2 separate regions of the Homo sapiens genome follow, and region 2 is linked to region 1. The links are chromatin loops, found by intact Hi-C in ENCODE. Cell type or tissue: heart right ventricle. All regions are shown on one strand. Links, peaks and the distances in the headings refer to the core of each region. The heading gives the core; the rest is flanking DNA.

Region 1 (16,769 bases), core at 2,945-10,944:
TTGAAAATTTCCTGGTAGTCTCTTGGAAAATAGCACTAATACTCATTGACTGCTGGCTATATGCCCAGGCTTGTTCCAAGTTTTATGTGTGTTAACCCACCCATCCTCACAACAATCCCATGAGGTGTGTTATTATGACTATCCCCATTTTACAAACAGAAAAACCAAGACCTGAGAGGTTAAGTAACCTGCCCGTAGCTAAGGAGCTACTAAGTGCTGTTTCTGGGATTCAAACCCAGGAAGTCTGGCACCAGGATCTGCTCTCTTAACCCCTCCCCTCTGTTGCCACTTCAAACCCTGGGGTGATGGAACAGAATCGATTTTATTGCTTCTAAAGAGCATTTACTTACTCTTTTAAACGAGTGCAAATAGATCGTCCTCTTTAGCCAGGGAGAGAAGGAAGAGCTATTCAAGAAGGGATCTAAACAAGAAGCAAGAACTTGTTCTTTCTCATGCTCCATGGAAAGGCATGGTGAACAAGGCAAACTATGTCTTACTCCCCCTGGTGTTCAGAAAGGGAGCCTACCGGGGGCCCTTCATCAGATTTGGGGAAAGGGGCCCCAGGACGGCTTCAATTTCTTTTCTGTTCCTAGGCTGGAGAAATAAAAAGCAGCCAGGATGTGATACAGGGGTTTTTTTTCTCATCTGTTTTTGCTCTCAATGCTTGCAATGAGTTAGAAACAAGTCGACATCCACTTGCAGCCCTTGACAGACAAAGTTATTAAAATTTCTAATTTCCTAAAATTTCTCCTGTCCTCCACCCCATCCATTCTGCTACGCCCCTGGCCTTCTGCCAGGGTGTCTGGTTTTCCATAATTAAGATGGTGGTTCATATAATCTTTTTTTTCCCTGTCTTCTACCGTGGCTGCTGGGCATCTGTTCCAAAATGTCTATCACAGTTGCCTTGGTATTGTCAGCTTGGAGTTTCTGATAGCCCAGCATTTGATAGAGAAAAATTTAAGATCACCTCGAATTTTCAAGGCAACTTGGGACCTTGATTCCTTTCATTAGATACAATAATACTTGAACCGTTCGTTTGAAAGAGTGGCTCAGCCCTGGCTACCTGTTGCTCTCACTTGGGAGCTTTAAAACAAATACCAGTACTTGGGCCCATCCCCAGAAGGTTTGAATCATTTCTTCTGGGGTGGAGCCCAGGCATCAGTATTTTTTTTACATGAGGTCACGGTTGCAAAACACTGGGCTGAATTAATCTTCTGGCTTAAATTTGAATACCAAGACCCTGAAAGGCCTTGGCTCAGAAATAAGTAAAATTCATTTAAATGACCAGTTGTAGCTCCCATGACCTGCCTCTTGAAATGCAAAAAAGGGTTTTCGCCATGCAGTTATAGTCATTCACAGATTGGTGGGATAGCATGAAGTTCTTCACTTCACACTTTCTAAGGGCCCCCTCTACCCCGCACCCCTGGACCTCCTCTGGCCATATCCTCTTCTTTTCAGCTTATCTTCAGCCTTAGACAAACCTCAGGGCATTCATTAGAAATTATTTTCATGACAGTGGCTGTTGTACTGAGTGTTCAGTAAATAAAAATCTGTATGTGACTTAGTCCAATAAGCAGAGGCTATTGTTATGGTGTGAGGCTGCTTCTATTTCTTATCTGTGAAATAGAAGCAATGATGCCTGCCTTGCCAAATTGTTCACAGTTTATATAATTTATATGAAATATCCTGATCTACCCACTATCACGCAGCAGTAATGCCTCTCTTTTCCAGTTATTTGGAAACTTCCCAGTTCAGTGAAGGGATTTCTCTTATTCTCTTATTCTAACAGGCAGCCAGTTCCTCTTCTTACTACGGTATTGCCCAACAGGATCAGCTCAGCTTTTCAGGGATGTCAGAGAGGAATGGCTCTCATATCTCTCGTCAGTCTTTAGGGTCTCGAGACCCTAAAGACTGACAGCAATCCAGGACTTTTGTGGTCTACATTTGTAGCACAAATGATAAGACTGAGCAGGTTTCCTGAACTTACCTCTGTTTGTTTACTGAAACCTCTTACCACTGGGGCAGCTACAGCAACTGACCACGCCTGCTTATTGTCTGTCTCCTGTCTGGTCACCTCTTCTAGTTCTGATTTGCCCCAGAAGGCTTAGCATCTGTCAGTCTACTTTGCCCTCAAAACCTTCCAGAAGATGTTTCAGCACCCAAGGAAAATAAACAGGCTTCTCTGGAGCCCAGGGGACAAGACATAGGAAATCTGCATTTCAGTGGGTAAGAGAAGGAAGAGACCATGGTAGCCAGTGGCAGAAGAAAGTGTAAATTTCAAGAACATTCTACTGTGTGAGGGTGGGTGGCTGTCATGGAGATGAGGGGACATGCTGGCCAAGGGGTGGGCTCTTAGGGTCCAACAGCAGCATCCAAGGTGCTAGAGACAATATGCTGCATGTTATTGATTTTCATGTAACATTTATCTGGCTTTTCTAGGAAAATCCTTATAGACATTTCCTCTGCTGTGACCAAGTCCCTCTCATTGGCCAGACACTGTGCTAATAGTTGAGAAGAAGAAAGAACAGTCTTGGTTCATGAACTACAGTCTAGCTGGGGGGAGAAAAGATTATTAGATAGGCATTGAACATTGATAGATTTAACTACATTAAAAACAAACAAAAACCCTTAAGCCAAACTTCCAATGCCCCTTCTCCCCCACGTCCCCTCTTCCCGCTTAATTTAGGATAGTGATTAAGATCCCAGACTTCTAAACCAAGTTGTCTGTTTAAACGGTGAGTTTACCTCTTGCCACCTGTGTCATCTTGGACCAAATGGTGCCTCGGTTTACTTGCTTAAACATTGATAAAAACACTCACAGGTTGTTGTAGAAATTAAATAAAACAATACGTGCGAAATCCTCAGAGATGAGTTTAGCCCATAGCAAGCACTCAACAAAGGTTAGATTGCTAACATTAATCCACTGGCATATGTTTAAAAAGAGAAGCTGAGGATGGACACAGCAGCAGGTTCTGCAGGGAAGTCCAAGGGGCTAATTTATTACCCAGTCCTCCTTCCACCTCCTCCCTTTCCTTGGAGAGTTGTCCTGGAATCAGACGCCCAGCGTGCGGGTCAGCCAAGCTGTTCAGCTGCTGTTGGTCCCTGAATTCTTCTTTCTGGCCTCTCTAAACAGAGCAGAGAGGATCTGGGGCAGCCAACAGACAACTCTGTATTCACTGTTGAGCAGGCAGGCTGGCAAGCAGGGAGTTTCTTTGCTTTAAAAGATAGCAGGGACAGTCAGGGGTTGAACAGTTGTGTTGCTTTCAGGAAACACGTTGGCCTTCTAGGGTTAGGAAGGGCCCCTTTAAACACAGAGCCACAACATTCTCCTGGGATGACCTTTGCTTCATGGCAGTCATGAGTCTTGTTCTCAAAGCTCTGACCATCCATGATTCATATGTTCCCAATGGCTGTCTCAGCTTTTTATAAGGGATGGCATCTATTAAATTGTAAAAGTTAATTTTTGTTTGTCAGAGACATCATAAACATGTGAAGGCTCTTTCCTGTATTGAGTGTCCACCCTCAAAGAAGCTTCAGTATTGATTATGCTTCTGTAAGTAGAACTGTTGGCCAGTGATTGACAAAGGAGTATAGATTTGAAAGGATAGGCTTCTATGGCACATTCAGAAAACATGGACTCTCAATGTTGGAAGGAACCTTGGAGACCTCCCAATCCAACCTTCCAATCCAATGTACAACTTCCAAACAGCCCTGAGAGGTGGCTACCCACCTTCTGCCCCAGCCATTCTGTGAAACTGTGGACTCACTGCTCATGTGATGGCTACTTGGACAGCCTGAACTGTTCCTGAATCGTTAGAGGGTACTACTTCTATGGAGCCAGTTACATTTTTCTGGTATTTCTACCCATAGGACTTAGTTCTGCTAATTTGACTAAGCCCATCAATCTCTTCTCCCAAATGATACCTGTCTTGTTTCTCTTGAATTTCCTCTTTTCAGACCCAAATCTCAGTTAGGCAAAGTTTTTGTCATTTGTCATGATTCTGTAGTACCACCCAATTTGTGAAAGTAACAAACTGCTCACTTCCAATGCCAGCTGATTAATTACCTACTCCTAATAGCAACTTCAGGAACAATGGGAAATGTACATCTCAGTCTAGTCTGTTTGAAAATCTTATCCTCAAATCTGTGCTTTTTGGAAACCCATGAATACTTGAGACCGAGTGCTGAAAAAAACATATGTTTTTCATTTTCACCTGACATATTGCATCTTAAGGCATCCTGCTGGGTGTGCAGCAGCTGAAAAAGTTCGAAAAAATGTGGCTGCTCAAAACTATAGCAACAGAGGGACACATGATGAAGCAAAACAAGCAATGCGTAAAGCATTTTGGTTTATAGCTGGGGAATTATAATCATTCTGATTAAGTAGATTTCCATATAAAAAGACAATAGTGTGGCTAAGAGTCTCAGAAAAATTCCAAGTATATTTTCAACCATTTTCTACTTTGATCACCACCCTACTTGCTAAGAGAGTGACTTTTTGCATGCAGAAGACATATGTTTATAGAGTCTTTCAATATTTAGTCAACATTAATTTATTGACTACCTCCCTTGTATTCCAGGCAGAGTATGTATGGTACAGAACGCTATGAGGTACGTATGACTCTTGCCCCCGTGTTAGATATGAGGAAACCAGGCAGAAACATTAATAACCTATCCAGAATTACACAGCAAGTAAGTGGTTAGGCTGGAGTCAGAATCCAGAGCTCTGACCCCAGAGCACATGGCTCAACCACTACAGGGTACCACCAGTGGGACTCAGAGACGTACGGAAACTTTTCAATACCGACCCGCTCTGAGTGTATCTTGGTCAGGGCCATTGATTCTTCTTCTCTGTGACAAAGATTTCAGGGATGTTGATTCCTAATCACTGACTGCTTTAATCTGCCTCCCACTGGGATACTGGAATAACTGGGATACTCTGTAGCACCCTTCACAGCTGTTTGTGAGTTGCCTTCTGTGTGGAGTGTAATCAAAACAGCCTTAAAAACCAAGCATCAGAAACCCTGCGTTAAAGCCTCAGCTCTGCCAAATACCAGCTGTGTGGCCTTGAGAAAGGCACTCAATCCTTTGAGATTCAGTTTCTTCATTTGTAAAAATGACCACCTCCCAGGGTTATGGCATGAATTATTTTGTTTAACCAATATTGAGCATCTTGTATGTGTCAAACACTTGGCAAAGATTTGAGTACACACTGCAGATGAAAGAGATGCCAGTGCTGCCTTTTTCGGAGGGGGCGGCAGAGGGGATGAAGTCTCCCTCTGTTCCTCTATCACCCAGGCTGGAGTGCAGTGGCAGCGTGATCTCGGCTCACTGCAACCTCCGCCTCCCAGGTTCAAGCGATTCTCCTGCCTCAGCCTCTCATAATTCTGCCTTGTTGTGGAGCTTGCAGTCAAGTAAGGAAGCTAGACAAAAAGAAATAAGCAAATATATGAATAATCACAAGTTGGGATAAGGGTTGCAAAAGAAATGAAAGATCTTGGCCTTGGGAAATTGAGTGGAGGGAAGCACCATAAGGCGGCGCCAGGGATGGTGTCTCGGAAGAGAATGTGTTTGAAAGATGAGGAGGCACCTGCCAACAGAAGAGTAGAGAGAATGACAGGCTTAGGCATGGCGTCTTCAAAGCCTCTGTGCTGGAGAAAAGGAGTCAATGAAAATTCACCATTTTATGCATATAAGGGCACTTTGTAACTAAAGTAGGCTAAACCCATGTCAGAAATTTCTCTTGCAAATAGAAAATAGCACTGGCCACTTCCAAAGCACAGCTTGGACCGTGTTCTTCCCATAAGAGTCAAGACTAACATTCCAACCCAGTGAAGTTTGTTCCATTTCCACAAGATAACAGCCTTTATCCCCCTACACCAAAATTGTAGGTGCCTGGACTGAATAAACATAAGCACCAGTGTTTCCCCTGATTTCTAGCAGCTACCAAGGAACAGAACTTCCTCCCTCTCTCACTTTTCCATTTCCTCTACCTCCTGTCCTTGCAGATTGGGCAGCAATTTCGAAAAATTTCCTGAAGTTGACTGATGACAGGACATGGATGTCTGAAGTCTGAACTGCCTGGCCAGGACTAGGAAGAGATGTCAGGAAAGGAGAAGTGAGGGTCCTTCTGTGATTCTTCTCTCCCTCTCTCCTGTTGGTGCCTTCTTTTGGGGGTGATGGTCTGCAGGGACAAGCTCCTTCTTTTCTTTTCAAATGTTTTGTTCTTTAAAAGTTTTGTTCACCATCATTAGAAATATCTATGGAATGTAAAGAAAACATGTAATGCTAAGGCAGGAAGGACCTATTGTCCTGGGATCCCGGGAGGACAGAGAACGCTGCTACTTAACTTATGCTTAGTGTTTCTTATAGGAGATGTAGTTAAGGTCTCAGCTCCAGTGTCGCCAAGGGAGGATTTTCTGTCCCTCGGCTCGAAGGTTAGCCAGCCCCTGATCTCAGTCACCCTCCATGACATCACCCTTCATTGTTTTCCTCACAGCATTTATCATTGTCTAAAATGATATTGTGTTTTTAATTTTTTGTTTATCATCTACCTCCTCCACTAAAATAGAAACACCGTAAGTTCAAGGCTGGCATCTATCCTGTTCACCCTGAGTCGCTAGTTTGTATAATAGTGTATTATATCATGGGCACTCGATGGCTGAAAGATGAATGTTTGAATAGATTGAGTGATAACAAGAGCTAAGACTTCCATAGCTCTTATCCTGTTCCAGGTACTTCTTCAAGCACTTTAAACATCAATTTATTTCACCTTTCTGATAAACACATGAGGTAGGCACTAGGATGGTTCTTATTTACAGATTAGTAAACTAAGGCACAGAGAAGCAAAACAATTTGTCTAAGGTCACACAGTAATAAATGCTAGAATGACAATTCAAACAGACTGGTTGGCTATATAATATGTGCTTTTATCCACTCTATGGGATGCGTTTTTGTTCCAAAACAAATACTGGTGATACCAAAACAAGGCTCTTTTACAACAAAATTATTTCCTACAAATGAGAAGCTTGATCAGTTTAAACCAAGGATTCAATCATTCATGTGTGTGTGTGTGTGTGTGTGTCTGTGTGTAATGAAATATAGAAAATCAAACACTGAATATTCTCTCAGCTAGAACTCTTGGGTTATCAAGAGTTACCTCTGCTTCTGCCTATATCTCATTCAGAGAAAAAGCACTCTGGAGAATACCTGAGGAAGTAAAGAAGGTGTTTCTTCTATCTACAAATTCCATTTCTAACCTGTGCAAGGTGCTCACACAGTGGTCAGGCCAAGCTGAGAATGATGAGTTGTGGACTTACCAGCCATCCTTTTGATTGGCTGGTTACTTTGTGTCTGAACACTCTGAAGCTACCAGCCATGACAGTAGTGGGGGTGGGGTTCATGGTAGAGTTGAGAAGGAGGATTATAAATGTGTGAACTCCAAGAGCATCTCCAAAGACATAAAGACAGAGGTAGTGGTCCTACATCTGTCTTTGAGTCCCCTTGGTCATACATCTTCAAACCTAAAGGATAATGATCTAGCCTGTCTCCAGTTATTGGGCAGCACAGAATTCATGCTGCCTATAAAGTGAGACCAAATCTCTAAATCACTGTTGTCTGTAGCCAGGAGTCTGCCTCTTAAAGAAGAGAGTGAAAAGAAAATCAATGTGTCTGAAACTTTAGCCTGTCTTCTTGGCTATCTGATCAGTTAAGATTCCCAGAATAAAAAGTAAAACGGAGATAATTGATAACCATTTTCAGCCTCCTCTGTTTCTCAGAAGTTGACAGTGTTTCCTAAGTGTGATCTTGGTCTTTCCCATTATACCCTTGTAAAATGGCAGGCAAATTTCCACACAAATTTCATTTGAGCTTTAATCTGCCCATCCAGCCTGTCTGTAAACAGCAACTGGCATGTCTTGACTCCAAAAGAAGTTTCTTCTTTAAAAAAATATTTTCACCCAGAGCTTCAATTATGTCACTTCCCTTTCAGACCAGTTGAACAGATTAATGCATGCTCATGGATTAAATTGAACTGATATTTTTTAATGGGAAGGGTAAATGATGTCTATGCATGTCTATCATGTGCTTTACTCTTAATGAAAAATATTTTAAAATGTATATTGTTACATCATTTTGAAATTCTTTTTTAAAAAATTATGATGAGCTGCATATCATGAAACTGTTTTCATCCTGCCATTCATTGCTCAAAAACCTTAGATGGCCACAATTTCTCATGTGCCTGACTTCTAAGAGCCTTACAAGCCCTCCCCTGTGTATCATGCCTTATTGCTTGGGTTGTCAAAATTGTAATCCCAGAAACATTTAGTCTTTACTGAAGCTCTAGATGTGAGGCATTGAAGAGAACCATTTTCTCTTTTTTCCATGGGCTGCATTCATACCTACCCATTTTTCAAGTTCTGCCTTCTTCCCTTACTTTCTAGCTCTGGTCCATCTCACTTTCTGAACTCTTAGAAGAATTTAGTCTGTATCTCTGATGGCTTCTTTTAATTGTATGTTTTCATGTATTTTTATGTTTTATACAGATTACTATTGTCTTTTCAAGGAGACAGAAACAGCTTCAGGGTAGAGCACTGTATCAGTTAGGAATGCATTTGCCTGCAAGTAACGAAAAAATCCCAACAACACACAAAAGACATTTATTATTCTCATATTACAAGAAATTTGGAGGCAGGTAGTCCAGGGCTGCTAACCCAAGGGTATTGTCGAGGAATTTACTTGGGGCTGTTTATTCCAGGGACTTTTTTATGTGTTTCTTTTGATAGAATTATGTCCCATACCACTTCTAGTTAGTAGAGAAGCTAGGAGGCCAAAGGCTTCACCTTTCAGCTACTATAGTACATGAAGGCAAGGAGGAGGCTTGGAATGACTGTCGAGTGAGCCTGCTGAGGGTAACTACCACAGGGCCACTGATATTGCTCATATTTTATCCTGCAGGTGTAATACACATTTGGCTGATAGGTTTTCAATTTGGCACATTATTTCTCTGCTATATCTTACCCTCATTTATTCCACTCTTTAGCACTTCTTCTCCATTTAAAAGATGAATACACAGTTCTAGAGGAGGTGGTAGTGGTAATGATCCTGGAAATAACTAATACTTGTTGGCCACTTACTATGCCAGGCAAGATTAAGCACTTAATATGTGCTTAAATTAGTAGACCAGTCTTAACCATCTTTCAGTCTTTTCGATCATCATGAGAAGGTTTACTAGAATGTCTGCCTCAGCTGACAAGCTGCGGAATCAAAAGATGCTAGTCATTTTGAATCCATAAACTCACCAATTCAGTCAACACTATTCTTTCTTCATATTTCTTGTGTACTTCTTTCTGCCTATCACCATCATCTATCTATGTTAATTTTGGTTTAGGGTTTTATTATTGTACCCACCTGTTTCGGTTCCCCTAGGTCTTTGTTGACCTTTTCATTCATTTACTCATTCATTCATTCATTCATATTGTTTTCTGGGCCCAGCCACATTTCAGATTGGCATATGCCAGTTGATATGGTGTCTCCCAAACTCCTGGCAGCCTACCTGACAATTCAGAATTGCTCCTGAGCCAGGCCATTGTTGCATGTAGCTCAGACCTGTGAGCCCAGCTTTCTGAAGAGATTAGCAAAGCATATCCAGCAACTTCTCAGTTGAGCATGCCAGAAGAATAAAATAAAACCAATAAATAGTTATTGAGCCACAAAATCAAAGGATTATAGCACTGGATGAAACCTTAGAGATCATCTCTTCCAATTTCCTCTTCGAGTTCTTTTTTTAAGTTGAGTGTGCTGTTCTTTTTATATTTTCATATTCTTTTCTAATAATATATTCACACAATACCCTTCACTTGATGAAAGAGAAACACGAAGGGCAGGATCACACAGCTATGGCCAGAAGCCAGAGTGTGCTGCTTGCCCATGCCCTTTTTTGAGGGACCATGTCTAAGGCTCTCCACTGGGGGGTGGGAGGGAGGAGGGATATGGAGGAAGAGGAGTGTGGAATGTGTTTAGAGTGTTCCAATATGGGATTATCATCACACATGAAAAGATTGGCAGGGATTATCAACACCATGGTACTGATGACTTTATCATCTTCCTCCTTCTCCAAATCTACCCCTACTGCATCCCCTGCCTCCCTCCTTGAGGGCAAACACCATATACTGCTCACTTCTTTCCTGTGTGGCACTTACTTCTGCTATGAAAAATCATTCCTTTATATAATTCTTTGTTTAATGTTCCCTTTCCTACACTGTAAACTCCATGATGATTGATAGATACTACGCCTGCCTATGACATCCCCAATTATTTGTTGGATTAATAAATTATCATAGTCATCCTAGACTTTTCCCTTTCAATCATAACCTACAACTTGAAAGTTTGTGTTCTATATGCTATTTATCTACTTGGAAAATCTCATGTTTGTCTTTTTGTCTTCATCCTTACCATACCTGCCTTAGTTTAGGGCCTCATCACCCTTTCTGTGGTTTTCTAAATGGTCTCTTTTATCCAGCCTCCTCACTCCTGCAGCTAGAGCTGTTTTTCTCAAATGAAAATTTCACTGAGTGCAGTGGCTCATGCCTGTACCCAGCAATTTGGGAGGTTGAGGTGTGCAGGTTGCTTGAGCCCAGGAGTCTGAGATGAGTCTGGGCAACATAGTGAAACCCTGACTCTACAAAAAGTACAAAAATTAGCCAGGTATGGTAGTGTGTGCCTGTGGTCCCAGCTACTTGGGAGGCTGAGGTGGTAGGATCACTTGAGCCCAGGAGGATGAGGCTGCAGTGAGCCATGATCGTGCCACTGTACTCCAGCCTGGGTAACAGAATGAAACCCTGTCTTAAAAAACAAAACAAAAAAAGAAAGAAAAGAAAGGAAAAGAAAAGAAAATTTGACCACCTGAATTATGTTTCATAATTCATATTATAATTCAAATTATGTCTAGCTTCAGTAGTGAAGATAGTGAATTTCTATTCAATCATTCATTTATTCATTCACTCAAGAGATAGCTTTGAGAGGCCATAGTTTGCTGGACTCTCTTTTGGGGGCTTTTTATGTAGAAGTCAACATAAAAGTTTGCTCTCAAAATGCTCACAGATTAGTGAGAATGGCTGATAAAAAACAAGATACAATTCTAAAATATGGACTTACACTTTGTGATGACTGTCAATGTGAAAGAAACAAGTAAGATGCTAAAATGGAGTTTGAATAGAGGGGCAGAAGGGGAGGGAGAGATGGTTTAGATAGATTAGGTAGGAAAAGCTTTTCTGGAAAGTGACGTTTCAGATGAGACCCCAAGGATCAGAAAGAGCTGTTTGTGTGAAGATGCAGAGGGCAAACTATTTGCACAGAAGAAACAACAGGACGAAGGCACTTTGGTGGGGAAGAACTTGCACTGCTTAGTCTGTGAATTGAGGGTGTTCATAAAGATATCTGAGTCCTTCAACTTCTACAAGTCAACCAATTAAGAACTTATGTTTAAACATAAAATATTGGTTTAAACAATGCATTTATAGTTGTTATTTTTTATTTTTTACTGTGTTTTTCCAACAATACTTGGTTAATAGTTTGGCCAAGGAATATTAGACTAGGTATGGAAATGAAAAGGAATTCAGACAGCTCAGTGCTTCAGACTGTGTGGGCTTATCAAATTGTAGCTTGACATCGTTTTTGGTGACTTAATATGCATCTTTGGGAATCTTTATCATTAGCCTCGTTAGCTACAGAGACTCTTTCCTGAGTGTAAATATTGATTTATGATTTTTAATTAATGGTCTCTCCTGGATTTTTCCAATGTTTATCAAATTTTGGGGCTTGTTTTGTATGCCAAATGAGGTTTATCAGCAAAGATACGGACTAAGAATTTTTAATATGGAACAATCACTGCAGTGTTGGTTAAGAAAATCTTGATCCCTGCCTTCATTCAAATTGCTATCTTAAAGAAAGAAACTAGACACACACACACACACACACACACACACACGAACACACACACACACAGTGAGGGCTGGTTGCTAGGAAGGTTTGCATATTCTTTTTTCTTTTTTTTTTGGAAACAGAATCTCACTCTGTTGCCTAGGCTGGAGTGCAGTGGCACAATCACAGCTCACTCCAACCTCAACCTCTCCGGACTCAAGCAATTCTCCCACCTCAGCCTCCTAAGTAGCTGAGACCATAGGCACCTACCACCACACCTGGCTTATTTTGGATTTTTTGGCAGAGACAGGGTTTTGTCATTTTGCCCAGGTTGATCTTGAATTCCTGGGCTCAAGACATCCACCAGCCTCAGCCTCCCAAAGTACTAGGACTGCAGGTGTGTGCCACCACGCCCGGTCACATTCTGTTTCTTGATCTTAAACAAGAGAGAATGCACCAATACAATTGATATTATTATAACTTCTGCAGTTAATAATAATACACTCCACATAATGTTTAGAAATTAGTTCATTTTATATATGAAAAACCTGACAATCTGCAAATGATCTTTTTCACATCCCATAGCAAATCAGAGAACAAAACTTGGAAATATTGCTCCTCCAAAAGAGTGGTCAGATCATAAGTAGAGAGTACTTTGTATACTTCTTCCCAAATCCCAGAGAGGTGAAATGTCTATATTCATTTCTTACCCTGCTTATTTATTGTATGAGAGGAAAATTAACAGATCTGCTTATTTTAAATATTTGGCTACAATTTAAAAAAGTCTTTTTAATGAAATATATTGAGCTGGGAACATGTAGTGTGCATACCTGGCCCAGTTGTTCCACGCCACACTTCATGAATGCTTTGTAGTATTAGTTCCTCTAGACTATTTGAATAATTATGAGTCAGACTAATGATTTCAGCCTCTCCTAATATTTAACTAGGGTATGTGATAAATTTCTTGGCTTTAATCTTATCTCTGTTTGGCCTTCAGCATTTTCTAGAATAAGTCCAATATTCTGATGCAAACGTGGGTCTCCTCTTAAAACAGAACACAACAAAACAAAATTCCTTAAAACAAATAGGCTGTAGTAAAATACCAACAGACATTCCTTAGCTCTAGAAAAGGGATTAGGCATTTTGGGAGGCTTAAATTTTGTGTCCTAAGAGCTAAGAAATAGAAACAGGAATATGGATTTTTGTTGGTATTTATTATATTCTGCCTTAGCTGCACATTTTTTCCTCAAAAATGAGCATTGAACAATATATTTAAATTTAATAAAAGGAATCCATGTTTTAATTTTTCATAATACAAGTGTGAGTTGGAATCAAGACCTCCATCATTTCTTGGTACTTTGGCTTCTCACTGGAACTTGAGTAGTGCAGGCCGGGCACTAATCATGGACCCAAAGACCTCACAAGGACTTACCTGACAGTCATCAAGAACAGACCTCAAGGAGCCCTGAAATCATGTCTTATCTGCTATGTAGGAGAACCCAGTTCTCCAGTAAATTTGAATTGGGACAGGCAAGAGTTTGTTATCAACGAGGTTCCTTTGATACTTAAAAGCATGTCAACTTGAGACCAGCAGCAGTGTTGTAGAGTGAAAATCAATGCCACAAATCCTGCCTGAAATTCACAACTGGCTATGTTTGTGGTTTTCTATGAACCTACTCCTGCAAAAAATGACGGCACACACAAGTATGAGATCAGCTAGATGTAAAAGACAAGTACTCCCTTAGTGTATGAGGAATATAATCCCACTGTCATTCCCATGCCTCTTCACTCTGGCCTCACAGACTATAGGATGTGCAGGAGGAATTTGGTTGAAACTGTTAACCTTAGTTACCTGCTCCAGAGCAGTGTAGGTGGGTGTGCCTCCTCTCCCTTCTCAGATACTCTGCACTCTCAGCTCAGCCCTAAATGGTGAAACTCTAGATAATAAAGCAAGAGCCTCAGCCACAGAGCGTAACTCTCCATCCAGACTGCTCACACCATAAAAATGTCGTGATGGAGCAACCTTTACTGCCCTGCATTGCCTACAGGTTTTCCATGTTTACCATGTGAACTCAGTGACAACATTTCTGTGGTATTTTGATTTTGATCACACATGAAGTAACAAATGCCCAAAACACTATGATATTGGTGAAAAGCTTACCAAACATCTTTCAAAAACCAACAACGCAAAAATAAGAATTTCAGCAACAACTAACAAAAGTATAGCTATTTGGATGTTCATTTTACCATTTGGAAAAAATGCCTCTTTTATATCATTTCTATCACATGACTGCTTGCGACAAAATTAGATTAAGAAAAATTACATAGAAAGTGTTTCTATATTTTATGGCGATCACAAGAAAGAACTATGAAAGTTGCCTTTGTATGGTAAGTTCCACAATTAGGATATAGTACAAAATATGGGCTGGCCACATGCTGGAAGAAAATGAGCCTGGGAATTGGGAGTGTTGCCAGGACAGCATTTTAAAATTACACACCTCCTGCAAATGTACGATGCTCATTCCTCTCCTTCTTCAAACTGATGATTCCTACCTAGTTCCCCAGATCGAGACCCGCTTCCCTAGAGTACTGAGGGAAAATGATTTCCTCACCTTCAGTTCATCGGTCATTGCAGCAGCATGCCCCTGAGAAGGAGTTTTAATATCCAGTTTGTTTTCCCTGAGAGCCAGTGCTTTAAAATTGAGTTCTATTGTCAAGCACATTTAACTTCTTGTCTCTAAATCTTTGGTGCAGCTGGGGCCCCTTTTAGAAGGTTGGTTTTCCCCAAATGATTGAGTGTCATCCTGAACGACATCACCCACAATGACCCCTTCATCTCTGCATCAAGTCAGGGGCCTACATTCCATTATCCTTGTTCAAGAGTCAAGAATCCCTAGTGGAAATGCAGTGTTCCTGGGAGCTGGGTTAATGTTAGCTAATGCCCCAGAGAGGATGATTTGGCCCAGGTGATTCTCCCAGAACTCAGGAGCTGCTGCTTAATAAGTTTGAAGGGGACCATCCAGAAGCTGGGTATGCAGGGTCATGACAAGGACCACCCCCCCATCGGGTGATGGCTGAAGGGACTGTCTTTGGGTTAGGGAAGATGGGGCTAAAATTTCAAAGGGGAAAGCGTGGAACCAAGAAAAGCTGGACCCAGGCAGTCCCCTTGCAAAATCCATTGCTCAGACAAAGAAACTTGGACCCCCAAGGAATTTAGTGACTTGCCAACACCCACATAGCAACTTTGTGGTGAGCTAAACGTAGCACAAGGTTCTCCTGACTTCCAGGGTATACTTGTTCCACTCTGCCGAAGCGTACCCTCCTTCGGGCATGGCAGATGTGGAGGCCTGCAGGCGGTGTTTGCTTCAGGGAAAAAACAAAACTAAACTAAACACCCAAAATGTGCTTTGGGTCCTTCACATTTCTAGCTACATCATTTTCTCTGCCAGAAAGGAAATGGTGAGTTAGACTACAATTTGAAATGATTTTATAGATCCAGCTCCATGAGAAGAGTTGTCACCTCCGCAATCTTATTCCAGATAAAATACCCTAAATCCTCCAGGATTTGTCTTTCATTCCTTACCTTCTGCTCCTCTGACCTGCAGTCGCCATCCCATTCGTTTTTATGGATGGATCATGGAAACCAGAAATACACACACAGCAAACACATCTGTCTTTTGGGTCAAAAGAAAAGGCACGTGTGTGCACGTGTGTGTATGTGCTCCTGTGTGTGCACGTGTTCCTGGGTGTGCATGTCACAATGCGAAGCAAGTTATGGGAGGACCAAAATTAACAAGATCTCCCACAAATACCTGGGTGTAAGATGGCCTTTATCCAACCCAGCAATTGTGCTGGAACCCCGTATTAGAGTCTCATTGTTCTTTGTTGCCTTTGTTTTAAGTTCAGCATGAACTGGTTTTTTTCTTTTTTGCTATAAAAAAATAAATCTGAAAACAATAAGTCTTGTTCATTGACATAAACCTGCTGTCGGTTCCTTGTGGGACCTATGCTGATAAAAACCAGGGAAAAACTATTTTATTTGCAATGCAAAGAATTTTTGCCTGTGGAGATTTTTGTAGTTCAACAGCAGTAAAGGTATGGATAGCAACCAAATAAGCTGTTAAAATCTATATGCCCCGCCCTCACCCTTCTCCCAGTCCCAAGAGACATAATTAAAACTCCAGAAAGTGAGAAGCTGTTACTAATACAAACGTAACTATTTAGTTCAACAGAATCATGCATTTACCAACTTCGTTTTTACTTCATTTTTAAAAATAGTTCAAGCTGAACTTTTTTTGCTCTTTCACATACAAAGGGCTTTTCTGCATGTTAATGCTTTAATACGATTTGCCAATCAGCCTGTTAATATCTGTCAAGGAATAAACATGCTGCTCGGCAATGGGGTAATACTTTTTATTAGGGCCTCTGTGTATACTTCAGATGTGAGCTTCACTCCTTCTGCTGAAAATGTTCCAATTGATTGCTCATGTATTAGTCTCATCTCAGTTCTGTTAACAAAGTTATTTGCAGTCCTAGCTGACTAAACTGTCCATCGTGAATTTTTGCATGCGATCAGAGTACAGATGGGAGCAGATGTAAATGGCATATGTAATAGCTAGCATATTTTTCAAGACGGATGAACACAAGCATGCTAAACCTTGGCCCAGAGTGTATACAGATCTGTTTAAGATATGCCACAAACAGACCGAAAGGAGGGTAGATTTACACACACACACACACACACACACACACACACACATACACACACACACACACACACACACACACACACACACACACACACACTTTGGGCTTGTCTAGCCCCAAACTTCTAAAGACCCTTTGAGAAA
Region 2 (16,769 bases), core at 5,481-13,480, 66 kb after region 1:
GGTGTGAACCTGGGAGGCGGAGCTTGCAGTAAGCCGAGATCGAGCCACTGTACTCCAGCCTGGGCGACAAAGCGAGACTCTGTCTTAATAATAATAATAATAATATGGAGAGATTCCCATGTATTCTTTGCCCAGTTACCCTCAATGGTAACATCTTGCAAAACTGTTGTAGTACATTACTACAATCAAAATATGGACACTGTTACAATCCATTGATCCTGTTCTGCGTTCCTGTATGAACAAGCACATACAGTTTTGCCTTTCATGATTTCTGAAGGTTTTCAAATGCAGCCTTAAATCTCCTTTAAAAACTCAAGTTTATGTTAAAATTATAGAAACTTATCAAGTAGTCATGCAATCTTTGGGGGAATAAATTTATTAAAAATACTGTTCTGCTCCTTGCGAGCAACTGAAGCACAAAAGCCTGTGTCTGCTGCATTTTTGACACCATTTCATGAATCTGAAGGATGTGCAGGATCTCTTAGAAAAGTTTATGGGCTGTGAATTCTCCCATTTTACTTGTATTTGGTGTGTGTGTGTGTGTGTGTGTGTGTGTGTGTGTGTGTTGTTTTTGTCAATGTAAAAACTGAGAGTCAGGCTTACCCAAGTACATATAAGTTCTGGCAATTGGAGTCCAGTTCACTCTAGGTCTAGCTCACCATCACCAACAAACTTTCCATCACCATCCTGACTTGGTAAGGGAAGGGGTCTAATGCCCTTGCCTGTCAGTGGAAGTCATCAAATACCCAGTTGGGGAGTCTTGGTGACAGTGACTGTGTTTTACCTTCCCTTGGACATGGCCTGTCCATGGGCTTTGCCTTCCACAGGGGTCCCTGGGGCTGTGCTCCACAGGTGAGCAGGTGGAGGAGGAGAGATGGCTTTGCTAAGCAACAGAAGAGGCATCAATCTCTTCCCTCTGCCCACCAGACACAGAGCAGAACAGTGCCAGCTGTCCATGCCTAAGCATCACCATAGTCGATGCTGAACTCACATTCTTCCTCCTCGCCCTCACATGTTTCCCTTGGTGAGCCCTTTTACAGCAGGAAGGATGGGGATAATATCAAGCAGGCATTGCCAGTCAGAGAAGCAGGGTGGGGTCTCCTGAAAAGAGCATGGCCTTTGGGGTTATAAAGTCCTGGATTCAATCACTCTTCTACTTACTGGCTGTGTGACTTTGACAAGCCACTTCACCTCACTGTGCCACAGTTCCTACCTTCTCTGTGAATTGTGGATAACCAGACTGACCTCGAGGAGCCATTGCGAGGGGTGGAGATAAGGTTTTAAGGCCCCTGGCACATAGTGGGATGGTGGGGAGGAAATCTTGGTGGTTTCTGTTGTTGAGGATTCTGTTGGATAGGATTCTCCTCGCAGCAGTCCCTGCTGCAGGTACGGCCTCCCTGACTCTAACTGGGCTTCTTGTCCCAGCATCACTTAGCCTTCTTCTTTCTCTAGCCTTTCTTCTGTTATGCCTTTTTTTTAAATTCAGGAAATCAAGCAGGTTTGAGATCACACAAGGTCCTAGAAACAGAGAAGTAAAAAGACCATTCTGACTAAAGTGAGGTGAGGATACTAGCGATTAAAATGCCAAATTTCCCATGATCTGGGTGGAGGGAAGGACACAGGACATCACAGTTTGGAAGAAAGGATGCTTACTGCCCTGTGGCACTGTGAACAAGAAAATAAAGTGAGATGGAGGTGAGTGAATTCAGTTATGAGAACTGAATTCTATTCCTAGCTTGAATAAAAGAAGTTTGTAGGCCAGGCGTGGTGACTTGTGCCTGTAATCCCAGCACTTTGGGAGGCCAAGGCAGATGGATCACCTGAGGTCAGGAGTTCAAGAGCAGCCTGGCCAACATGGTGAAACCCTGTCTCTACTAAAACTACAAAACTTAGCCGGGTGTGGTGGCGGGTGCCTGTAATCTCAGCTACTCGGGAAGCTGAGGCTAGAGAATTGCTTGAACCCAGGAGGCAGAGGTTGCATTGAGTAGAGATTGTGCCATTGCACTCCAGCCTGGGTGACAGAGCAAGACTCTGTCTCCAAAAAAAAAAAAAAAAAAAAAGTTTGTATTTGCAATAGCATATGTGTGTTATTCTTATCTTTAGTTGGGTGAAGTTACCATTTAAACTTGCTGCCTCCCTCTCACATATATTTTCTAGTGGTTAAAAAAGGATGTTTTGTAGACTGGAGAGAAAGGGACTTCCAAGGAGGCAAGTGGAAGGGTTAGGATGGCGGGTAGTGGAATTAGACAACATCTCTGGGGTCCAAGAGGCACCTTGAGAGTTCCATGCTGGGATCCCCGAATCTAAGCTGCAAAAGGGCATATGGTGTCTCAAGCTGCTTGAAAGAAGTATTGTCTCAGATTTTACTTAGTAAGCATTGGTCAGGAAGGCCAGGTCAACATTAAGAAGCAGAAATTAGTGTAGACTGAGAATGAGCCCTGTCATGTGCCTGACAGAAAATAGGCTGGGCCAATCTGGAACTCTACTTAAAAAAGAAGCAGCTGTGGCTGGGCGTGGTGGCTCACACCTGTAATCCCAGCACTTTGGGAGGCCGAGGCGAGTGGATTGCCAGAGCTCAGGAGTTTGAAACTAGCCTAGGCAACACGGTGAAACCCCCTCTCTACTAAAATACAAAAAAAAAAAAAAAACAACAAATTAGCTGGGCGTGGTGGCATGCGCACGTAGTCCCAGCTACTTAGGAGGCTGAGGCAGGAGAATTGCTTGAACCTGGGAGGCAGAGGTTGCAGTGAGCCAAGATCCTGCCACTGCACTCCAGCCTGGATCACAGAGCGAGACTCCGTCTCCAAAAAAAAAAAAGCAGCAGCTGTGGAATAAAGCACTGGCTTCTCCTTTCTGCTCCCTTTTTGTTTGGTTTTTTGGGATTCTGACCTTCAAAGGGGACTCCTTTTACATTGGATTGCAGCTAGAGGTGTGGCCAGAGGTGGTGACGCATGACTGTAATCCCAGCATTTTGGGAGGCCAAGGCAGGCAGATCACTTGAGGTCGGGAGTTCAAGACCAGCCTGGCCAATGTGGTGAAACCCTGTCTCTACTAAAAATACAGGCATCTACTAATCAGAGAAGCAGGGTGGGGTCTCCTGAAAAGAGCATGGCCTTTGGGATTTAAAAGGCCTGGATTCAATCACTCTTCTACTTACTGGTTGTGTGACTTTGACAAACCACTTCACCTCTCTGTGCCACAGTTTCTATCTTCTCTGTAAATTGAGGATAACCAGGCCAACCTCGGGCATGGTGGCACATGCCTGTAATTCCAGCTACTCCAGAAGCTGAGGCATGAGAATCTCTTGAACCTGGGAGGCAGAGGTTGCAGTGAGCCGAGATCGCACCACTGCACAACAGCTTGGGTGAGAGAGCAACTCCATCTCAAAAAAAACAACAAAAAAGACTGGGTGCTTTAAGAGGCATGCATTTCATGAGTTTGGGTTACAACAAGAGTAATTTCTTAAAGACTTACACACCTTTGAAAACTGAAATTGACTTAGCACTCCAAAATCCACTCCATAGTACGCAAACACTTTAACACAAGTCCATACATCTTTCCTTCCTGTACCTGCGCTGGCAAGAGAACTCATTTAATGATTGATGAGGCAATGCTGTACCCAAGAAGAATTAATCAATAGTTTGCAATTATTATGGAGAGTGGGACAGTAGTTAGACAATAGCCAAGACCCATCTAGCTAGCAACAAAGTCTTTCTTTCTCTCTCTTCACATGGTACCAAAAAACTGAATTCTGCTTTATGGTTTTTTTTCTATTTTCCATCTGAATAACTAAAATAGAACTGGATGTGTCCAAAAAGCAAAGCCTAGAAAAAGCAATCATATGGCCCCCAGTGAATGTCAAGGTATCTATTAATGCATAGATTTGATTACTCGTCTTAACGGGAAAATAGGGTCAGGAGACTGCATTGTGTGAACTGGAATGGCTACCATGAATTACTATGTTTTAGGAGTCCATCAACTTTTTATTTTGCAAATCAAAGATCTTGAATTGAAGTCACGTTGGGCTGCACCCATGTGCTGACACGGCAGACAGTCCAGCTGGCCCTCTTGCAGCCTTTTGGGCCTGTCTGCCCACTTGGCTCTGCCCCTCTGCCCTCAATGGGGCTTGTATCACTGCTTAAAAAAAAAAAAAGAAAAAAAATGTCTGCAAAACAAGCTTTTGTGCAGAGAGGGGAAGCCTAATTACTCGTAATCAATATGGCCAGATGAGATTGGGCCCTGTGGATTGTTTTGGAGTCAGACAGACCTGGGGGCAAACTCTGGCTTTGCCATTTGCTAATTATGTGATTTTTGACAATCTATTGAAGCTTTCTGAGCCTCGGTTACTTCATTTATGAAATGGAATTCATAAGAGCATAATACACTTAGCATAGTAAGTGCTCAGCAAATGTTAGTTATTTAATAATGGAGCCAGTTGACTTCTTTGGAAGTCTGGATAATAATATATTTTGGGCATTAATAATGTAGAGAGAAATATTGTCATGTAACAGTTCCTTCCAAGAAAGGTAAACCAAGTCACAGAATGCAGGTGAGGTCATGAGTGGGTGGAGAGGTGAAGAGAGAATCATACTTCTGGCTGTACATGCCATTGGTCAGAAAACGAGGTTTCAGCTCTCACTTTAATGTACTGTAGTTTATTTCAACATCAAAAGAGCAGGGTCTTTTTTCACCGCTTTTTGTTAAGTAGTAGATTTCTTTTTTAGATGGCATAGAGTAACTTCTTTTGCATCTGCCTCTTCTTGACCTTCTTATTTATCTAACACTTCCGTCAGCTCAGCAACACTTTGCAATAAAGGACTGATCCCATTTAATTCCTCTGAAATTAATCATAATAACAGCAATTATAATAAACCCATTTAGTGTAAATGTAGTTGTAAATTGCTCTTGCGTAGCATTTTCGCCTTTAGTTTTGCTCTCACCAGCATCCACCCTAATATGGATCATGCAGTGGCCTCTCTATAGCCAGATTATTTTTCTGAGTTCAGCTCTTGCCCTAGTTCAGTACATGGCTGCTTTTTGCCATTTCCTTCCTCTGAGGGCAAGCAGGAAGCTCCCTGTGACGTGTACAGGTCACAGGGAACGTCATTTGATTTGAATTTGCTCTCACCATCCAGAACTTCCTTAGTAGTAGAATAATCATCTTATAATTCTTTTTTTAAAATTTTTCTTTAGCGACAGGGTCTCGCTTTGTCACCCAGTGACACAATCACAGCTCACTGCAGCCTCGAACTCTTGGGGTCAAATGGTCTTCCTGCCTCAGCCTCCTGAAGTAGCTGGAGCTACAGGTGCACACCACTACACATTGGCTATGTTTTTAATTTTTTTGTGGAGACTGGGTATCCCTATGTAGCCCAGGCTAGTCTCAGATTCCTGGACTCTAGCAATCCTCCCACCTCAGCCTCCTGAGTAGCCAGGGTTATAGGCGTGAGCTACTTAGCCTGACCCAGTCTTATAATTCTAAATGCACTGATGAAGCCAGAACCTAAAGATTGATGTTTCAACCCAACCCGTTCACCTTACAGATTAAGAAATCAAAGGCCAGGCACAATGGCTAACTCTTGTAATCACAGCATGCAATTCGGGAGGCCAAGATGGGAGAATAGCTTGAGCCCGAGAGTTTGAGGCTAGTCTGAGCAATGTAGGGAGACCCCATCTCTACAAAAAAAATTAAAAAATTAGCCGGGCATGGTATCATGCACCTGTGGTCCCAGCCACTTGGGAGACTGAAGCAGGAGGATCACTTGAGCCCGGTAGTTCCAGGCTGCAGTGAGTCATGATGGCACCATTGCACTACAGCCTGGGCCACAGAGCTAGACAGGAGGGAGGGAGGGAAACTGAAGCCATCCAAAAATGTGAAGAGAGTTATTCTATATCATAAAACCATTGGTGTCAGTGCCCAGACCAAGCTCTAAGGCGGTGAGGAGCACATTTCTGCCCTGCCAGGCCAGTGAGCTTCCTGGTGCCAGGAATTCTGTCATATTGCCCAGGCTAATGCTTTGCAGTCCCTTTTTGAATTCTGACTCCTGGGGATGGTGGGGTGGGAGGGAGCAACCAACAGGCAGGCCCTTGAGACTCTGGAAATCATTCAGGCAGCTGTGCAGAGACTCCTCCCTCTGGTCTGGAGAGAGGGGTGCAGAGGCCACAAGATAGCTTGCTTTTTGCCTCCAGCCATCAGCCCCACTGGGGTCTAGTTAGTGGGCCAGAAGTTGTGGGCCCTAATAGCATTGGGGTAAATGTCCTGGAGTCCAGCTCTTTGCTTCCCACCACTCTCTTCTCTCCTCCCTCTCCATGCCTGAGCCCTGGCTACACTGAGTGCATGTCTGATGAGGACAGAGCTTGGAAGCTGCCCCAGAACCAGCACCCACCCACCTGCAGGATGTGACCTCTGGGCTCTGAACACACTGCTTCCTCCCTCTTCCTCCCCACCTAGGGAACAGTTTTAGACCACAATTCCCAAACAGCCCCACTTTGCACTTTAATCCCAAAGAGACTCCAGCACTTTGTGACCACAGAAAACTTGTCACTTCATTATGATTCTGAAAAAAAAGAGAGCAAAGGGTAATTCATAGTTGTTTTAATGACTTTGCATCCTTTCCCATGGAGGCAGCTTTCAGCTGTTAGGCACAAAGGACGCTGGCCTTCTCTGACATCTGACAGTGCAGTGGAGCAGCATTTTCACAAGATTCTTCACAGCCAGTTAACCCAATTAGTCTTCCCACAGTCATTACCCAGGTGCCGTACCATTCGGCTGCCTGGGAGCCTCCAAAGCTCTGTTGTGTGGAGATGAACTATTGTGCCTCCCGACCTTGAAAGGATGTTTCTAACTAATTAATGATTGTTAAGTGCTTGGAAAATGCACTGTGGAACTATGCTGGGGCTCATATGTCTGCATCTTCAGCTGTGCGGATGCACTGAATGCAAATCAGAAATCCTTCCTGCCATTTGTAAAGCATAGGAAGATGGATATGACCCTTTCTTTTCTCAAAGAGTTATCTGTCCTCCTCCTCCTCTTTTTCTTCATTCGTTTCTTCTGAGCTGTGTATTTAAGCTCCCTTTGAAATGGGCCAGTGTTTTGTACCATTTCTTCTACTGAAGTGAGAAGGATCTTATAGGGTTTTTCCAGCCACGTGATCTTTAATGAGGCAAATTGAAAACCACTATTGGCTGAACCATCCGGGAAGAAAATGTGGTTTTCTGTATAGTAGTTTTTAAATTTTTTTGATATGAGCAATAGTGGGAAATATATTCTGTATCACAGCCCAGTATACTCACACATATGCATATATATGTACACATATATATACACCTACACATATATACATATGTACACATGTATACACATATACACACACTACATACACACATATACATATATATACACATACGTATACGTATACGTATATATACACATACGTATACGTATACATACACATACGTATATATACACATACGTATATGTGTGTATGTAATGTGTAATGTATATACACACATACTCACATTACATACACACATATATGTGTATATATACTTCACATATATGTGTGTATATGTGTTATACACACATATATATATTTGTGTGTATATATACCCATGGAAATATATACATGTGTATATATTTATATACACACATATGTACATTGGATTATGTGTATAATATGCACACATACATATTTATATATACACACACACAATTTTTATGGAATAATACTTAATTTTTACTGCGTATAACATTATTTGGATATCTGATATATTAGATATGTATCTATTGTTCTAAAATGCTGATAATGTCAGATTAAGCTGATTTCACCAATTTCTCATGAATTGGCCCCCTAATGAAGTGCAGTCAGCATTGGAAACACACTGGTATCATAGAAAGGCCACCAGAATGCTGGGCAAGGATCAGGGGACCTGGGTTGTATTTCAAGTTTTGTCCCAACTCCTAGATTCCTTTCCCCAAACTCTGTGTCCTCATATAAAATTAAGGTATTTTGTTTTCAAACTGAGGGTACCCTCAGACTACTTTTTAAGAAATCCTCTTGTGGAAAAGCCCATTATGGAAAACAGATCCCTGACTGGTCCATATCTCCTCCCGTAAGTCACCCCCACCCCCTCCCAGAGGTCCTTGCAACAAAATCCAAATCCTACTGGATTAGAAATTTCATGACATCCATCTAGTTCTGGCCTTCAATGATTAATTTATTTCTTAGGTAATAGATTCATCTAACAAAATGCAATCTGATTTATTTCCATGGATTCTGAGCTAGGAATCGCAATTGGGAATCTCCAGAACCAATGGGGATTTTTGCTGTAGGACCATCGTTCTTTTCTGCCTCAGCGTTGTCATTTGTTCTTTGGCCTTAAGAGATAGACTTCTTCAGGGAAGGAATGAGTTAGAAAGGTCTTCAGTTGATGTATGAGCAGGTGGACACGTGTGGATGTTTATTTATGTCATTGTGTCTGCTGTTTGCCTCCTAAATTCAGCAGGTTCTTGATTTTTAACACAGCTCAAATCATTTGGCCTACAGCTGGTAAAATACAATTTTCTGGGTTCTCAAAAAGAAAGGCTTTTCAGACTTATAAAAAGAGAAGCTCATAAGACTTCTTGAACATCAAATAGCTCTTACAAAACACCATTTTGATGAGTTAAGTGTAAATGAATCAGAAACATACGGATTAAATTTCCCTTGAAAGACACATGGGTTTAAGAATTAAGGGGGGAAAGTGCTTGGCAAGATGGATTTCAGGTTTGTGCCAAACCTCAAAATGTTTGAAAAATGGTTTGAGACATTTTTACCGAACGCAAAATGCCATTGAGTTTCCCTATCCCCAGACATAATAGTGAATCTTTTTGACAACAACTGTATGACAAGAAAAAAAGGCCTGCGGGACTTAGCCATTTTCTCAATTCTTTAATAGTCTCTCTTCCTCATCCCCCAAACCCCACTCCCCACCAAAAAAAAAAAAAAAAACACACTCACAGGGCTAAGAGAACTTCCTGATTAAAGTTTCGAGTCAGGCAATTACCAGAAAATAACCCCACGACTCAAAAATACATGAGTCCCCTCCCAATACTATCCAATTATACCATTTTCTAAGTGGAATAATGCACCATGAGGATAGGCAGTATTTGCTATATTTTATTCACTGGTGTCCAGAGCAGTGCATGGTTATTCTAGACATTTGTCTGACATTATAGTGCCAGCTTCTTTGGGGAAAGAAAATAAGTTCACTAAAAGCAAACAGATTGGAGAGAACTATTCATTGGTTTATTAAAACAGCCACATTGTGGAAATGCTATGTTTTATGAAGGCAAGACATGGGATGAGGCTTTCAAGTTGCTGGGAATGGTCTTGGAAATGTGCATTCTGTTATAGCTTCTCTGTTGAGTAAGCTGTGTTATAATTTCTCCACACCTCAGAATTCTTCCTGGCATGAGGAACATCAGGAGCAACATAGTAAGGATCCCGGGACTAATTATCTTATGAACGGTGCACATCGTCTGTATTCAATGCCCTCCAATTATTTTTTACTAGCTATGCCTTTTACAGGCTGACCCTTTTACAGCCTCATTTTTCATATGCAAAAGCACAGAAGTGGGTTTTGAGCGAGATACTCACAATAAGGGAGGGAGAGGGACTGGGTGGGAAGCCATGGGCTGGGCCATTTGCTCTGTGAGGCTGCCTTGTCTCATACTCTTGTTTCATTTTCATATTTAAGCCAGGATGACCAAGGTTTGCTTCCTTCCTTCCTTCCTTCCTTTCTTCCTTTCTTCTTCTTTTTTTTTTTTTCATTTGAAAGAAAGGGCGTATTCAGTGACTGCCAATATCGGTTTAGAAACTAGAGTATTAACTTTGCTGCCCTGTGAAAGTGAAAAAAAGAAAAGAAAGAAACTAGGAGATAACAATGTATTTTTTCAAAAGATTTCAATTCATCGTAGACCAAGAAAAAGCTATCTTTAAATCTATATGTTTTAATTCTATGCTGGAAGTCATGGACAAATCTATTTATTATCTTGTTAGGGGAGCATCTCACACAGCACTTTGAGGTAGGAGTGTGCTCTCTGGGAACCAAAATTAATTTGTTGCAAAAGCAGTACCTAAAAGGGAGAGGAAATGTCACATTAAACTCAGAAAACCACTTTCAGTACTTCCAGGGAAGATAGTGCATAACAGTGATTGTTAAAATCTACCCGCTGACTCCCACCAACTTATGCTTATCTATATTTATTGAACTGTATAAATGAAAACTGGAAATACTGGAGTGAAAAAAAGTTATATCAACTTTCTGTCTTGGAAAAGGCTTTTTAGAAACAGAAATAGTAGGGCCAAATTATGGCTCTATTTTTACCTTTTCCAAAGCAGCTTAATGTAGAACAATAGGGCCAAGAAGGGGTTTTTTCGCTCTGAAAAATACCGAGTCCCCTGCCCAAGAGCTCCAGTGCCTCCCTCCCACTTACCCCAAATGTCTCTCTCTAATGCAAAAACGACCAAAGTGTGCAGAACAGTCTATCAAATGGTTCTTTTAATTTGTAACTCAGCCATCTACCTGAAATACTGGGAAATCAGTTTTAACATTTTTATATGTATATAGTTCCCAATTTGGTGTATACAAGGGCATCACCTAAATGGGACGTACATCAGACAGTCGATATTCCTAGAAAGGATTGTTATCATCCAGAGATCGTTTTCATGTTATTAAGCTATGAATGACAGTAGTTGTTTAATATCTTCTTGGCCTTTGTTGACATATTTTAACAACCTGCCTTGCACAGACAGTAAGCTCTGCCTGGAGCCCTGCTACCAATATCTCTCCAACTCACACACGCGCACAAGCACACACACACATGCATGCATGTTCCCACGATGCAGGGCTAACTTCTCATCTTTCCTGGAACAATTCATATGTCTCCTCTTCGAGGACCATCCCCTGGAACCCCCGGGGTATTAAATAACACTTTGAGGGGTATCTCCCATTACACCCTCAGCTGACTTCCTTGGCTATTTGCCTTCATAAATGATGAATTCCTGCAGGGCAGCAATGATCTTTTATTCACGCTAGGCTCTCAGCACAGTTCCCGAGATACAGCAGAAGCTGAGTAAAAGTTTAACAACAACAACAAAAAAACTTTAAAAATAATTTTAGCTGTGTTTCTGTTGGATCGAATGTTTATTGAAGTCACACAAAGTTAGGTGGGACTAAAATCGGCCCTCTGCAGGCTTTCTGAGTTCTTAGTACTCCTAGGAAAAGTGAGGAGTAAAACGCAGGGGAGTTTGTGCTCAGATGATGAGCTTCCTGCTTGATTTCAACTCTCTCCTGTAACCTGTGTTTATCTTGATGGCCTTATTTATATCTATTTCCTTTCGATAAAAATAGAAGCTCCAAAAAGTGAATCTACCACACAAGGGAGGATACTTTTAACTCAGGCCTAAGTTTCACAGATAGAGTTACGATGCTGCCCTGCGTGTAGGCATCCAGCTAGATGGTCATTTTCTGAGTCATCTAACTTCTGAGTTTTCATTTTTTTAAGAGTATAATTAAGATAGGTTCCCAGGGATTTAAAAAAAAAAAAAAAAACAACCCACCAACCCTGTGAGTAAAGTAGACAGTCTATATGTGGAGACCCATATAAGGAGATTTGTGGGCACCTGCCCAACTTGAGAGAAGCATTAAGAGCTATTCGAAACCTACTGAAATGTCAACACACTTTTGAAAAAGGTCCATTAGGGATGCAAATGTGCAGCTCCCTGATTATGATAAGCACTGGAAAGAAAACAGTGAAACCCATTAGGAGGCTTTGAGAACTGGGTTCTGAGGCGCAGGGAAGACAAGTCTAGTTTCTGCGGGTGCTGGGGAGATGAAGCCCAGCCCTTCTCTGCACCCTGAACCAGTGATTCTAATGATTTAAATGGCCCCCCAAAATCCCTCTTATTTTGGATAAAGCCAATTAACTCATTTGTAAATGGGCCAACTTTGAAATTCCATCAATGGCAGATAAAATTCATTTTAATAAGATTTATTCTGTAAAGTACAAACTGTGACTTGCTTCTGTAAAGGATCTGACATTAGAAGCTCACTTCAGGCTTTTGATGTGTTTTGGTTGGTTCTTGCAGGGGTTTTTCTTATAAAAGGTTGATTCCAATTTAAAATCTATAATTCTTACTACATACTCGTCTACAAATCAACTCAAACTAGGGGTATATATTTCTATCTAATAGTCACTTAGAGCTCTTTGAAAAATTACCTAGTCAGAAGGACACCTTCCATTCCAGCTGCCCAAGTTGTTCACATATGACATCAAATGATAGTTATAGTAATGGATAAATTGGAGCATAATTTTTTTGTAATTGCTCCATAAGTAAAAAAATATAATTGATTTTTTACCATCTTCCTTGATCTGGAAGGAATTGTATCAGTTTCCAGGACGTTGTAAAACAAAATATTTAAAGTATGTTTCAAATAATAAAAAGAGAAATACTTAACTTAATAAAGATGTGGAATTCATTTATGAAGACAAATACTGGCTGTGAACCAATAGGCCAAAGAGTCTGCCAGAAGTTTGCTGTAGACAGTCATTCTTGTATGTCCACTCTGCCCTATCACTCTGAAGTTCAATCCATATTAAGAAAATGAATTTTCTCAGCCATGCTAGACTTTGAAATCATTGATTTTGTTTGCTTTGTTTTTGAGTAATATAACAGAAGGTCTTTTTTCAGTTTTCTTCCTTATAAGGAATAGCAGTCCGTGGCACTTATAATTATAGCTCTTTCAGCCTTATTTTAATTAAAGAGGTTTGTTTGGCATATATATTTGATGCTTGGGAATTTTATATAAAAGTTATAGGTTTTGATCCTTCTGGAGAGCTTCAACAACTGAAACCATGGTGAAAATGGAAAGCACTTAACTTTCGTAAGAACACTTGAATGTTTCAGTATTACCCGAAAGCAAAATTATAAGCCTTGGAAAGAAAACATTTCCATTTGGCATTTTCACTTTTGTGCTTGTCAAGAGAAATAGCCTCAGGCTTCAGAAAAGCAGAAAGATCTATTACCAATATCATGAGGCAAGCACTCCGGTGCTCACTTATGTTGGATCAATCTTGTTCACTTCTAGAAGCCTTTCCAACTATGTTATGATGTTCTCCTTTCTGCTTCTCCATCCAGACGGAGCAGTGTCCTCCAGAAAGTAAGCGTACATTTTCCCAATGGTGAAAGGAAACCAGAATGATTTTACCCAAATGCATAGCCCCTGCCTCCAGGGAGATTTGAGACTAATCACAGAGATGGATACTAAACAAAATAACCATACCTATTAATATGTTATTAGAAATAGCATGAAGGAAAACCACAGGGGCCTATGTGACCCTTTAACTTTGTGGTTGCTAGATTTGGCCTTTAATTTGGGGGTCAAAGAAAATTTTAAGAAAGAGATATTTAAAAGGAGACCTAAAGGATGAATGAGAATTTGTCAACAAAAGAGCAGACGGCAAAACCTTCCAGGCAAAGATCAAAAGATGCTTCAAGGCCCTGGGGTGGGAAAGAGTGTGGCACATTCTAGGAAATGAATGGAAGCTTGGGTGGATAGACCCTTTCAAGCCAGGTGGAAAGATAGTACTACAGGCATCAATGAGGTAGAACATATAAAAGATACTGAAAAAACATCCTAAATGCTAAGGAAAATCATGCAAGAATGTTGAACAGGGAAATGTCATGACCAGATCTTTGGTTTATGAAGATCATTCTGGCTACAAGACAGAGTTTGGATAGAAGAAGAGCAAAACTGGAGTCAGAAACTGTTGGAAGAAACCAAGAGAAACAACACTGTGTTTTGGACTAGGATCTTGGCAGTAGGGATGGAGCCAAGTGGATACACTCCAGGTCTATTTTGGGGGTGGAGTGAATAGAACTTGGTGAATGATTAGAAGTACAAGATGAGGAATCTCAAAGTTAATGACTAAATTCTGCTAATTCACTTCTACCAAATATATTTAAGGAAATATGAGGGGAAAGATCTAAAGACGGAGCACTGTACTAGTCAGGGTTCTCCAGAAAAACAGACCAAAAAGAGAGAGAGATATATGGTTTATTATAAGGAATTGACTCACCAGATTATGGAAGCTAAAAAGCCCCATGATCTGCCATCTGCCAGCTGGAGACCCAGAAAAGCAGATGGTGTAAATTCCAATTGGATTCTGAAGGCCTGAGAACCAGAAGCACCAATGGTGTTGCTCCCAGACTAAGGTCAGGAGAAGACAGATGTCCCAGCTCAAGCAATCAGGCAGAGAGAGAGATAACTCAACCTTCCTCCACCTTTTTCTTCTATTCAGGTCCTCAATGGATTAGATGAAGCCCACCCACATTGGGGAAGGTATACTGCATTACTCAGTCTACCAATTCAAATGTTAATCCCTTCCAGAAACAACCTTATAGGTGCACTCAGAAATAATGTTTAACCAGATATCTGGGCAACCCATGGCCCAGTCAAGTTGACATAAAACCTACCATCACAGGCACCATGGACTGGATCATCCATAGGACTCAACCTAGGCACTTAGGGAATGTCATCTTAGCTCTTTAGCAGGTGGTGTCAGGTATCATCTACTATGAAGTAGTGAAATGTTTTTCCTGGCAGACCTGGAGGATTTTCATCATTCTCAAAATGTCCAGTTTAAACCTAGTCCCAATGAGTCTGATGGCTCCAACACTGAAAAGACAGAACTGCTTATTTGGGGACCTGTCCTACCTCTCCTAAAAGATGTCATTGTGCTTACTAATAAATTACTTATTCTAGTGCACAAAGAGTGAAACCTTTATTTCCTGCTCATCCAAAGGATTATTGTTCATATGTGAGAAGAAATGACCTCCTCGCCTACCTGTCACGATTCCTGGTTCCTGCTGCCCTCCTCAGCTAAATGTTACTTGCACTCAGAGATCATTTGAGCCTTTCTTTTGTTCAAGGAAAGGAAAGTCCAAGAACAACCAGTAAGGAATTACTCATCTATATGTGTCCACCTTTGAGGAAAATCTACCTTTAACTGACGTGTTGCTTCCCTGAAATAAATAATAGTTCTGGATCTCTCACTTTTTTTTTTTAAGACAGAGTCTCTGTTTCTGCAGTGACACGATCATAGCTCACTGTGTCTTCAAACTCCTGGGCTCAAGTGATCCTCCCACCTTAGCCTCCCAAGTAGCTAGTACTACAGGCACCCCACCATGCCTGGCTCATTTTTAAATTTTTTGTTAAGATGAGATCTTGCTAAGTTGCCCAGGCTTGTCTGAAACACCTGGGATCAAGAGATCCTCCCGCCTCAGCCTCCCAAAACACTGGGATTACAGATGTGAGCCACTGCACCCAGCCGGATTACTCTCTCTTGATCATATCTACTCATTTAACTTTAGGGTTGAAAAGGCCCTTGAAGATTGTTGGTTCAGCCATTTTTTGTGTGTGTGTGCATGAGGAAACAGAAACTCAGAGGCACTGAGGACACAGCCCTAGATCACCAGGCAAATGACTGGCTGAGTCAGTAGACACTCTTGCTGGTGTATTCATATTCAAAGCCATATCATGCAGGACTCAGTTACTTCACTTTGTCATTTTGTGATCATCAGGTTGACACATCTTAAGAAAGCACAATTTGGCCTTTCTGTTCTGGTCAGGAATCTGAAGAAAAAAACCAAGCTATCGGCTGGGCATGGTGGCTGACGCCTATAATCCCAGCACTTTGGGAGGCCAAGGCAGGCGGATCACGAGGTCAGGAGTTCAAGACCAGCCTGGCCAACATGGTGAAACCTCATCTCTACTAAAAATACAAAAATTAGCTGGGTGTGGTGGCAGCCACCTGTAATCCCAACTACTCAGGAGGCTGAGGCAGGAGAATTGCTTGAACCCGGGAAGCAGAGGTTGCAGTGAGCCGAGATCACTCACCACTGCACTCCAGCCTGGGTGACAGAGTGAGACTCTGACTCAAAAAAAAAAAAAAAAAGAAAGAAAGAAAAGAAAACCAAGCTATCATGACAGACCAGTGAAGGGATTTTTGGGGGAACACTTACCGCCAGTGAGCAAGCATAATGTTTTGCATGTTCTTTAAGTGTACTGTCAGTCACTTTCCGTTTCTATTTATACTAGGGACTTACTGTCTATAGCTAAAATTGACATTTACTGTGCCCATAACCCTACCACAAATTAAAATCAGACCCCAAGTCCCTCTGGGGAAAATGTTTATTAAGCTGTAGGAAGACATCTGAAATGATACCAAATTGCATTTTAAACTTGAAACCCCAAATACCACATTTGTTTGCAAGTAGGAATAGGACTGTCTGAGGAATCATTTGAGAAACTGAGCAAGTCACTCTCTTTGGCAACATGCAGGGCCACCAGGGAAGAGAAAAGTACCTTAGAAGAAACACTTTATATAAACCCCTTGTGGCTTTTAAGTAATCATTTAAACGTAAACAAAATATTCTTTAGAATGAACTCAAAAGAAAAGTAAGCCTTTTAAAATTCCATGCCTTTAATGAACAGACACAGACATTTCAATTGTACTTATAAATACCCTGAGAAGAGGGTTGAGAGAAATATCGAAATAAAACAAGTCCATTAAAATGTAAACCTGGGTTCCAGAGTTTCTCCTGCTAATACAGGCAAAAGTGTGTTTGAGACAAAAAAAAATCTTCAGCCGGGTGCAGTGGCTTGCGCCTGTAATCCCAACACTTTGGGAGGCCGAGGCGGGTAGATCACCTGAGGTCCGGAGT

The links. A loop is a pair of places that touch in the nucleus more often than their neighbours do. Peaks named below come from ENCODE experiments on the same cell type or tissue, not always from the same donor. Only the 100,000 strongest peaks of a DNase experiment are listed, where the experiment ranks them.
Region 2: it touches region 1 in a loop (19-fold over the local background); 36 of 110 quality-filtered maps call a loop at or near these places.

The regions. Positions count from the first base shown.
Region 1 is chr7:28,626,309-28,643,077 of GRCh38, forward strand. All of the region lies in intron 5 of CREB5 (cAMP responsive element binding protein 5), which reads left to right. Among named protein-coding and RNA genes, the nearest start is that of CREB5, 220 kb to the left of the region's middle. In heart right ventricle, for the core only: no CTCF peak of the experiment used is centred there; a DNase peak (open chromatin) is centred at 3,072; H3K27ac peaks cover 665 bases.
Region 2 is chr7:28,689,382-28,706,150 of GRCh38, forward strand. The region is part of intron 5 of CREB5 (cAMP responsive element binding protein 5); the gene reads left to right. Among named protein-coding and RNA genes, the nearest start is that of TRIL, 260 kb to the right of the region's middle. RefSeq lists an enhancer at 15,390-15,459. In heart right ventricle, for the core only: no CTCF peak of the experiment used is centred there; a DNase peak (open chromatin) is centred at 6,360; H3K4me3 peaks cover 915 bases; H3K27ac peaks cover 4,958 bases.